Linked DNA regions of Homo sapiens: region 2 is linked to region 1. A link is a contact called in ENCODE Hi-C data. All regions are on one chromosome and are shown on one strand. Each heading gives the region's core, a stretch centred on a gene start or an enhancer-like site at or near the end of the contact. The rest is flanking DNA. Distances are from core to core; before and after follow the strand shown.

What was found. Hi-C counts contacts between places; a loop is a spot of excess contacts on that map. Pooled maps may share reads with other maps.
Region 2: a loop to region 1 is called in a map of Right ventricle myocardium inferior, with 3 times the contacts of the local background. The contact joins the promoter of FBXL5 here to the enhancer-like site in region 1. A Hi-C loop is called at or near these places in 1 of 168 maps with a recorded cell type or tissue (Right ventricle myocardium inferior), 2 of 37 single-sample maps with no recorded cell type and 3 of 50 pooled maps.

What each region holds. Positions count from the first base shown.
Region 1 is chr4:15,147,438-15,152,287 of GRCh38, forward strand. All of the region lies in intron 2 of C1QTNF7-AS1 (C1QTNF7 antisense RNA 1), which reads right to left. Among named protein-coding and RNA genes, the nearest start is that of CPEB2, 150 kb to the left of the region's middle. RefSeq lists enhancers at 1,583-2,539, 2,375-3,574, 2,540-3,496, 2,632-2,771. Within about 2 kb of position 2,599, at least 19 of the 41 ENCODE cell types and tissues checked have a DNase peak (open chromatin) inside an H3K27ac peak, as active enhancers do.
Region 2 is chr4:15,653,742-15,658,557 of GRCh38, forward strand. It overlaps FBXL5 (F-box and leucine rich repeat protein 5), which reads right to left and starts at 1,616. Exons shown (of 11, transcript NM_012161.4): 1 at 1,463-1,616. The coding sequence starts at 1,546. It also overlaps a transcript of FAM200B not described here. RefSeq lists silencers at 1,051-1,270, 1,301-1,370, 1,509-1,686, 1,611-1,720 and an enhancer at 2,021-2,140.

The sequences.
Region 1 (4,850 bases), core at 1,349-3,848:
TGTGTCCCTGAACCCCAGGTAAAGGCCCCCCTGCCTCCCATATCCCCATGCCTTACTTACATGGCTCTTGGGTTATAAGGAGCCCTCATATCACTGTTTCTCTTCTGCAACTTCTGCTCCCCACCTTTGCCCCACTAGTTAACCCCCAGGTCTCCATCCAAAGAAAGGATTCACAGCTTCCAGAATTTCAGTTCCAGTGAGGCAAAATGCTGCTCTTCCTCTCCCATCACCACTTTAAAACACCACCAGGTCAAGACCAGTGTGGAAAAGGGGGAAGGAGGCTATGAAATCCTGCTGATAGAGAAGTCATGGGGGACTGTTTTGTGTTTTTATCTTTTATTTTTCCAAGTTTTGGATCCCTTCCCTTCTTCCATCTGGCACAAAAGCACTTGGAGGCCAGTATCTGGACCTGGCCTTCAAAAGCCAGTGAGTGTCAACAGGAGAACGGATTCCAGACGCACGGGACAATGGCCTTTTCAAGGCACAGAATGCTGCTCAGTATTGTACGGTTTGCATGTGATGCAGCTTCTTGAATGCACACAAACACTCCCATTTTCACCAGCTCCATGATGGTGACTTATTTACTGCTGAAGATCCCAGGGCCGATTCAAACTGCAAACATCTATCCCCACCCCAAAAGGGAAGAAAAAAAAAAAAACCTGACAACAACAAAAAGCCACATATGAAAAAGGAAAAGCCAACCAGTGTGCGACTGTGGGACTGGAACTCTGAAGTGGGCACCAGGTGCATTAATTACACTTGATTGCGTGTTGGTTTATGACTGCAGTCACTTGTGTGCTATGTTCTTGCCCCGCAGCATCTGTGCCGAAGGATGTCCTTGATATTTCACTAAGCAAGATGAATATTGGCCAGATGGTGACTTCACAAGGACATAATTCACATAGCATTTTCCTGCCCCGACACAGATTTCTGTGAAGGAATCTTGAATGCCACGCTGAACAAAACAGAACAAGAAAACTCAATGCCCCGAGAAGGCTCAGTCGTCGTAAGTTGAAGATTAATGGTCTCCACAGTGATGCCGACAGCAGCCCAAATGGCAGCCGGATCCCAGGCTCATGCTGCAGATCTTGCCAACCCATCTCTCTGTCGCTTGCAGAGTGAGCTGACATCATCTGAGGCATCTCCAATTCACTTGAGGGGGGAAGGGCACTCCCTGGGCCCCAAAAACACACACCACAGGAAACTGGGTCATTTACTTTTTAAAATGATTAATTTTGTGTAGTGACAGGCTTCGTCAGTACCTGCGTGCTTGGTAATTTTATTTTGATGGTGACCAAGTGAAGAACGTGCCCTAGGCTCCAGCAGCGAGCTCATTCTGGTGCCCTGGAAGGGGAAAATGGGAGAGAAGCAAATCTCTCTCCTTGGAAACTCTTAGCAACACCGAGAAGCCCTGGTATTATCAGGCCGCCAGCAAGTAAGCAAAATGGCCCAGTTCCGAGTTGCTTTAGGAAAGTTCTTACTCCCTGAGAGTACTATGTAGCTGACCTACATGGAGTTAAAAAGGTAGGCATTACACACTTGTCAGTGGTATTTTAAATGTGGTAAGCCTGTCTGGAATTTGTAAAATTTCTACAACCTACACATTTGAGTCCTGAACCATGAAATAAAGATATGGAGAGTGAAGGTCATCCTGCTACTAAAGAAGGTCAACCCAAGACAGTCTGAAAGCAATAGAAGTAGGGGGCCGGGGTGTCACATTCCTGAGGTCTCTGTGTGCAGACTGCCCATGTCCTAGTGATGTGGAGTCAAGACACAAGACATGTCCTCAAGCAGGACCAAAATCATCCCTTCAAAATCACATCGCCATGTTGAATGGTTGCTGTTTGTTTGTTTAGAAGGAATAAATAATAGTGATAAAAGGGATGGAGGCTATTTCTTGTACACCCACTGCGTGTGAGACTCCCTGCTGCACACGCCCCCAGTAACTCCTACAGCCCTCTGCAAGGTGTACCCATCGAGAGATTGTGCCCCCGCATCAGACTGCCTGCTCTGCCACCTTCTGCTGCGTGACCTCACACAACTGACTTAACCGCTCTGAAAGTCAGTTCCCTCGTGGGTTAAACAGAAATAAGAAGAGAACCTAGTTCACAAGCTGGTAAGGACTGAATGAAAGAATGCTTTGAAAGCTTGGTAGAGAGGCTGTCATACACCAAGTGCTCAAAAAAGTCAGCAATCATTATTACTCAGCATGCGTAGCTCTGGAAGTGAAACAGATTCTCACAAACTCTACCAAAGGGTACCTCATTCTTACACGATAAAAATAAGACCAGGCCTTCCTAGGCTGCTGCCTCCTGCCTCCTGCTAGGATGCAAATTCATGGCCAAAAACCCAGTGACAACAGTCCCTCCTTTACCAGCACTATTTGGCAGGCCAAGCTTTGGCAAACAGCCCACCATACCCATTAAAAAAAAACCACCATTGTTTCATCTGGAGGCTTTTTGATCCCCCTAAATAAAATGTTACCACCCTCCCCACCCCACCCCCAGGACAGATTCAGCCTGCAGGGGAGCCAGCTCCTCCTGCTATGTCACTCCAGCCAGGCAGGCCAGGCAGGATGACTCAGCAGAAAAGAGCCTGCTGCGGGGTCCGCCCACCCTCGGGTCAGCTGCGGCCAGAAAAGGAAGGCCTCTGTGAGACAAACAGAAAAGGACACTGCTCAGGTCCCCTGGGTGCAAAGCATCCTTTGTCTGTGGGGACTTCAGACAGGAACCGCCCATGTTGACATTTCAGCTGGCAGAGCAGGCTTGGCCTGGCTGGGAGAGGCAGGAACCCCTGCAGAGGCTACAAAAGATAGTCCACACTTCTTTAGCCCAGCCAGATACCACAGTCCCTGTCCTCTGTACGTATTAATATACATAACCTCAGACTTATGCGTTTTCTATTATTATCCCTACTTTTGAGATGGGGACACTAAAGCACAGAGAAGGCAAATAACTTGTCCAGGGTAACACAGCCATGAAGTGGGGAAGCAGGGCTTACACCAAAGAGTTGTGGCTTCCAAGCAGGTGCACACAGCATCCAGGTCTGTCCTTCTGGCTGCATGTTATTCCCTCCCTCTGCTCTGCTGCTTCTCGGGAGCTCAGAGCCGAAGGCAGCATTTCATGGTTTCTGGAGCCTGGCTCCCTTCCTCCATCCCCTTCACTGCCCAATTACAGGACTCACCCTCTCTTCCCTGGATGCCATCACTACCTTCTAACCAGTTCTCCTTCCACCCAGGTTCACTCTTCTTGACCATCTCATCTCCCATTTGATGCTCCAGCAGCAAATACTGCTTGGAGGGCCCTACACATGCAGAGCTGGCATCACCCATGCCTTGGCTGGCTCATGCTGTCCTGATTGCCCAGAACACCTTTCTTTTCCAGCCTCTGCATGCTCGACTGCTCCTGTAGGACTCACCACCTCCAGGAATCTATTTCCCTTTCCTCAGGCTGGATGAAGTGGCTGGTTGAAGCTCACAGAACATCCAGTGCATATTTCTTGTGTGGCATTTTAGGACCGAGAACTTATCTATGACTTTGCATCTCCCATGCTGGGCATCATCCCTGACATCTAGGATGTGCTCCATAAAAGTCTGTTACATAATGCAAATAAAGGTGGTCTCCATCAGTACTACCAGTCAACATGCTCTACCACTGCAAATCCATGGAGGGTGCATGTGGTTATTGAAAATGCTGCTCTCTAAAAACTTCTAGTTCTCTGCCTTCCAGGCCCACAGTAGAATGGCCCTCCCTTGTTCTGTGAGGTTGGGAGAGGGCCATGTGGTCAGCTCTGGCCAATAAGATGTGAGCGGAAGTGAGTGATGTCACTTCAGTTGAGCATTCAATTACAGGGGTGAGATGCCCAGAGCAGCATTTCCTCCCTTATGGTGACCCAACATGGGAGATGGTGGCTGCTCCATCAACCTGAGGCCCCAAGTGATTGCAAGAAGGAAACTTTGCAATGAATATATAATGTGACCAGGAGGTAAACCTTTGTTGTTTTGAAGCCCCTGAATTTATTTTTTAGCATAACTTATCTAATCCTGAAGGGAATAACTCGAATCTGTTATTAACTCATAAATGTTGTTTTGAACATTTGCCAAGAATGGTCTTTCAAATAGAAGGTGGGATGCAACACCTAACATTCATTCATAATAGTAAACACAACAAGAACTAGCAAAGATTAATGAGTGATTTAGAAATAAATAAATGGTCACGGATGTTCTTTGTGTTTCCAATCAGTACATTCATCTACCAAGCACGCTCAGCCCTTTTATCCTTTTGCTCCTCACCACAAGCCTGAACAAGACTCAGGGCATACATTGTCCACTCCATTTGGAGAAAACTGTGTCTCAGAGAAGATGTTACCTGCCCAAGGTCACACAGCAAGAAAAGTTGGATCAGAGCTGGGTTTTCTGACTCCAAGCCTAAGAGTCTTCATCCTGAACCAGACCTCCAAATGCACAGGGCTTTAAAATTTTATGACCTGTAAAGTAAAATTTGAGCCAATCTAAGGAAAAAAAATCAAATGCTGAATCATTTATAAAGGACTTAGTCTTTTGATTCTAAAGCATTCATAAATGGTAAGAGTCATATTTTACTGTTCTTTTTATCATAATTCTTGTCATTTTTATAGCAAATAAATATTCAGATACTATAGAAATGGTATCACGAAATTAATAACTGCCATTTGGTTGTGGTGATAGATGATCAGTGGCCCTGTTGGAGCCTGAACCAGAGGGCAGTTGGTGGTAACTTGAGAAAATGTTTGGGAATTCCAGTCTGTTCTCCAGCCACCTTGGTGTACATCACTCATGCCCAAATAATCAGATGTTTTTTGAGGTCAACTGC
Region 2 (4,816 bases), core at 366-2,865, 510 kb after region 1:
TTCAGGGATATACCCTCTTGCTTAATGGCTTAACCATTCCTCATGCTTCTCCTAGATGAGTGGTTCTCACCCTCAGCTGCATACTGCACTCAAATGGAGAGCTTTAATCATTTATACCTGATGTCTGGGTGAAATCCTAATTTTAGTGACCTAGACATCAGGACTTCTAATAGTTTTTAGTTTAAGGCTAATAAGCAACCAAGGTTGCAAACCATTGTCCTAGACAGTCCTGGTGTTTCCAACTCATGTGAACTGGGTGTTTCTAAATTTTCAGAATGGAGGGAGGGAGAAGATGGAGTGCTAAGATTTGAAATTCAACGTCACTGCTTTAAATTGCTGGTCTTGAGTGTGGCCTAACAGTGAATACCCTGGGCATCCTCCAATCGCCTGGCTGAGCTATGAAACACCCCTCTTTTCTGTAGACAATGGTTCTGCATAATGCTATGCAATTTCTGAGAATTCCTAAAAGTTGATTTCTATGCTTAAACAGTAGTCATTTGAATGCTTTATTTAGTTGGATCATTTCCACAAGAAACGGGACTGCCTGAGGTTTGCAGATATCCATGACTTTCCCCAACATAAACTGACAAATACGTGGAATGTTAATATTGTTTTAAAATCACTAGCAAAGGGCCCTGAACCATCTCCACAAAAGTGCCTCTTCAGCTTATGCTGCACCAATTATGGGCCCAAAATGGTTCTCACAGTTAAACCAACTTTTCCTGAGGCCCCCTTTATTCGAGCTCATATAAAGAAATCCAAGAGAGAATTGCTGTCTTATAACAAAATCTACATCCAGTAAGTGTTCAGGGCAATAAAAGTTGCAAGGAAAACGATAACGACACATGAAGAGTGAAGGTTCTTCAGTTCTAAACTTGGCTTTTCTCCCAAATCAAACCAGTGAAGAAAGCCGGGGGTAAAAGGAACCGGGTAGCTGGGAGACGCTGCAGTTCCAGCCAGGAAGCCAGCGAGAGGTGCAGAGGATGGGTGGGTGTCTGCACGGAGAGCCCCGAACAGGCCCGGGGGAGTGACGGGGGACGGGAACAACTACTCGGTGCAGATGGGAGTCCACCGCAGGTGGCCGGCCGGGGCACCCAGGGCTTCGAGGAGGTAGGGCCGCTCTCCTTAGAGGCAGCAGCGGGAGTCCCAGCGCGGCGGTGGGGCCGGCCCGAGGGCGGCCAGTGACGCCGGTAGCGCCCCTCCTCAGCCGCCAGGCCCTCGGCAGGGGACGCCGCCCGCCCCGAGAGCACGTCCGAGGCGGCGGCCAGGCCGGCTCTGCGAAGGCCTCGCAGCGGGCGGGCAGGCTGCGGGAGCGGGCGGCGCTGACAGCTGCGCAGGCGGCTACTCGCGCGGCGACGGCACGGGGCTGCGGGCGCGGCGCAGGCCAGGCCGCCCCAAGAACCCAGCCCGCTCCCCATCGCCGCCCGCACCGCCCACAGCGGGAGGCTCAGCGCTCCGTTACCTTGTCGCAGTAGAGCCCCACCAGCTGCTTCATCCGCCAGTGTGGGGCGGTGAAGACGTCCACTTCTTCAGGAAAGGGCGCCATCGCCACTGCCTCAGCCTCCGCCTCAGCAGCCGCGGCCGCCGCCTCTCCATAGACACCCTCGCCGCGGGGCAGAGGCGGCGCGCCCCCTTGCGCATGCGCCCGCCCCGTCGGCGCGCGCGCCCGGTCGGCTTGGCCGGCGGGGACGCGGGGGCGCGCAGGCCGCCGCCATGCGATCCCTGCGGCCCACGTGACCGGGCGCGCGCAGAGGCTCGCGGCTTCTGCCTCCCGCCCCCACTCTTTTCGTTTTTTGTCGTCTTCATAAGCCGCAGAAGGAACCCAAACCTTTTCCCTGTTTCTTTCACTACATGAAAGCACAGTAGCTGAGGGTAGGGGAAAGTCGTTGCAGTGGCGCTCTCGGCGCTTCTCCCGTTGCTGCCCTGCCCACCACGGCCTTGAGGAGAGGCAGCCAAGCACAATGGCCGCGGTCAGGGCCGCGAGCTCTGCTTGTGCCCACGCCCCGACGCCTGCTTGGCCTGGGTGACCAATGCTTCTGGCCAGGACCTCCGGAGCTGCCCTTCGCCTCCCTGCGATTGGCCCGTGCCAGATTTTTCCTGGGGCCGAGCGCAGACCACCCCGGCCGCCACTCAAAGGCCGGGCCTGGCTCCCACCCAGCGGTTGGTGAACCAGAGCTGCGGGCTCTGAGAGCTTCGGTCCCGGGCGGCAGCCCACAGCGGGCGCGGGGCCTGGGTGCGAGGGGCGGGGCAGAGACCGCGAGAGAGAGTTCTCGTGAAATTCGGGAGACTCAACGTGGGGGAAAAACAGTATCTGGGGATCCAGGTGCGGAAATGCACCTCAAGTGCAGGAACGCGGGTCAGGGATAGGCCCGACGGGCCTTGGGGGTGGGGAGAAGGGTGAATAATGGAAGGTTGGTGCGGGAAAGAACCTTGGTACAAATCCCGCCATTTTAAGCGGAGGTTCGGAGAGAAAACAAGGTCACTAACCCAGGAAAATGTCTGCCTCTTTCCCATAAATCGCCTGGCCCTGGCCACAGACCTCCTGGAGACTCTGTTCTCTGCTCACGCCGGTCAGTCTTAGATTGGTTGGCTGGAGTACTGCTGGACAGATAGAGAAATAGGAGAAAACAGGGAAGCCTGAGAACCTTGGGAGGAATTGTTATTTGCTTAATGGCCAGAACCTCCAGGAGGGCAAGAACCAGATATGCTGTGTTCACCCTTGTTCTCTATTATCTATCACAGTTGCAAGACAACATGGGGATCAGTAAATAGTCAACAAATAATGGAGTAGAAGAAGGTGAGAAAGAACTTTGCAGTGGAATGCACCCTATTTAGTTCTAATCTTATATTACTATATGCTATTATAGACAGTGTGAACAGTGGTTAAACCACAGACTCTGGAAGTTAAGATTCCTGGTTTTGCCAGACACTAGCTATACAACCGTTAACAAGCTATATGACTTCTTTATGCCTCAGTTTGCTCTGACATGAAATGAAGCTAATAATACCTACCTCAGAATCTTTATGAGGATTTATATATTTGAAGCACTTATAACAGTACCGTCTGTAAGCTAGTAATACTTTTTTAAAGCAACTCTATGAGGTAGTGCTGCAGGAAATTAAGTCTTCAAGACATTCTAGTAGTTGCCTAGGGTCCCACAAATTAGTAAGTCAAAAATCTGTCATATAAATCTGGATCTGACAGTACCCCCAGAGTCATTGCATTAGTTGGGATACAGAGATGGCTTATTCACAGTCTGTCTTAAGAAGCAGGAATAAGGCTTAAGAAATAGAATAATAATAAAATATTTGATAAAGATTAATTTCTCTCTTCCTCCTTCTCCCTTTCACCCCGTTTCTCGTTCTTTTGCCAGGACTTTGCCTCTATATTTTTTAATAACCTCCAGAGAGCATTTTCTTATTTACCCTCTATTTCTTTACCTCATACTAATCTTTCACTCCAGCTATCTTGGAATGCAGAATCAGACCTCAGGTGAACCAGTTATATAGAGAAATGAGCTCCATGAGAACATGCACTTTGTTTTATCCTCAGCACTTAGAATGATGTCTGTCATAAAGTGAGTATTCAGTAAATATGTTGGAAAAAAGAATGAGGGTAGTTCATAGCACTGTGTAATTTCCTCATTTTTACTAATGTTTAATATGCTATGTTGTCTTGTCCAATCAACTGTTTGTGTCTGTGCTGTTCACTAGTGTATCCATCTGTAGAACCAGACACATTAAAAAGGTATTTGGCAACAACAACAAAAAAAGTCCATCCACACAGTTTCACTGTAACCCAGATTTGAAGCTCTATAATCAGCTGAAAAGTAGTAACAGCCACTTTGGACACTGGCCATTTCAAGGAATTTGTTTTAGATGACAAAATGAAAGAAAGTGATTTTAAAAATAATCCCTGTGAGTAATTTTTCCCATGGAAAGCTATTAACATTAGCTCCATATGCTGAATTATGTAGCAATTAATCACCTGATATATCCAAAATAAATGACTGACTTTACTGAACTTTAGCTCTAAAGAGGTCATTGATCAGTGTAGTATCATTACCATAGGTTACTGCAACTACAGCAGATTTGGGAGGGTTATTAAGACCAAGGTTGTCACTTTACCTCTCTGTGAGACCTTTTTGGATGTATGACAGCAGATAATTCCAACAGACCATCTAGCAATTGACCACCACAAGAAGTCTGAATAAGGCATGTGAACAGAGCAGTGAAAACCCACATTGTAGAATAACTGGTAGAATTGGTCGTTTCTCTTACCTACTCTCATTCTCTCTCTGGCAACCTAAAAATATAACTTATTCTGTTATCAATAGGCCTCTTCTATAGTAGTTTCCAAGCCTAATTTTGAGAACCCTGGAAAGGGTTATTGGCCAGGGAGGGTCAATTCTAAGGCATTTCACTCCGTTTGAGTATGTGACACAGCACTTTCCCTAATAGGGGATTAGTTGTGAAAACAAGCAATGAAAGAATGTTTACGTTTTGACCCAGTTGGAATCATAGTCCTCACTCAGTACCAGAGTTGATCCTTACTGTCCATCAAAATAGTCAATCAACAACTGCTGCAGCAGGCTGATTTAGGAATTGCTGTGGTTTGAATGTTTGTCCTTTCTAAAACTCATGCTGAAACTTAATCCCCAATAAGGCAGTATTAAGAAGTGGGGCCTTTAAGAGGTGATTGGGTCATGAAAGTTCTGCCCTCATGAATGGCTTAATTCATTCATGGATTAAAGGATTCATGGGTTATCATAGGAGTGGGACTGGTGGCTTTACAAGAGGAAGAAAGACCTGTGCC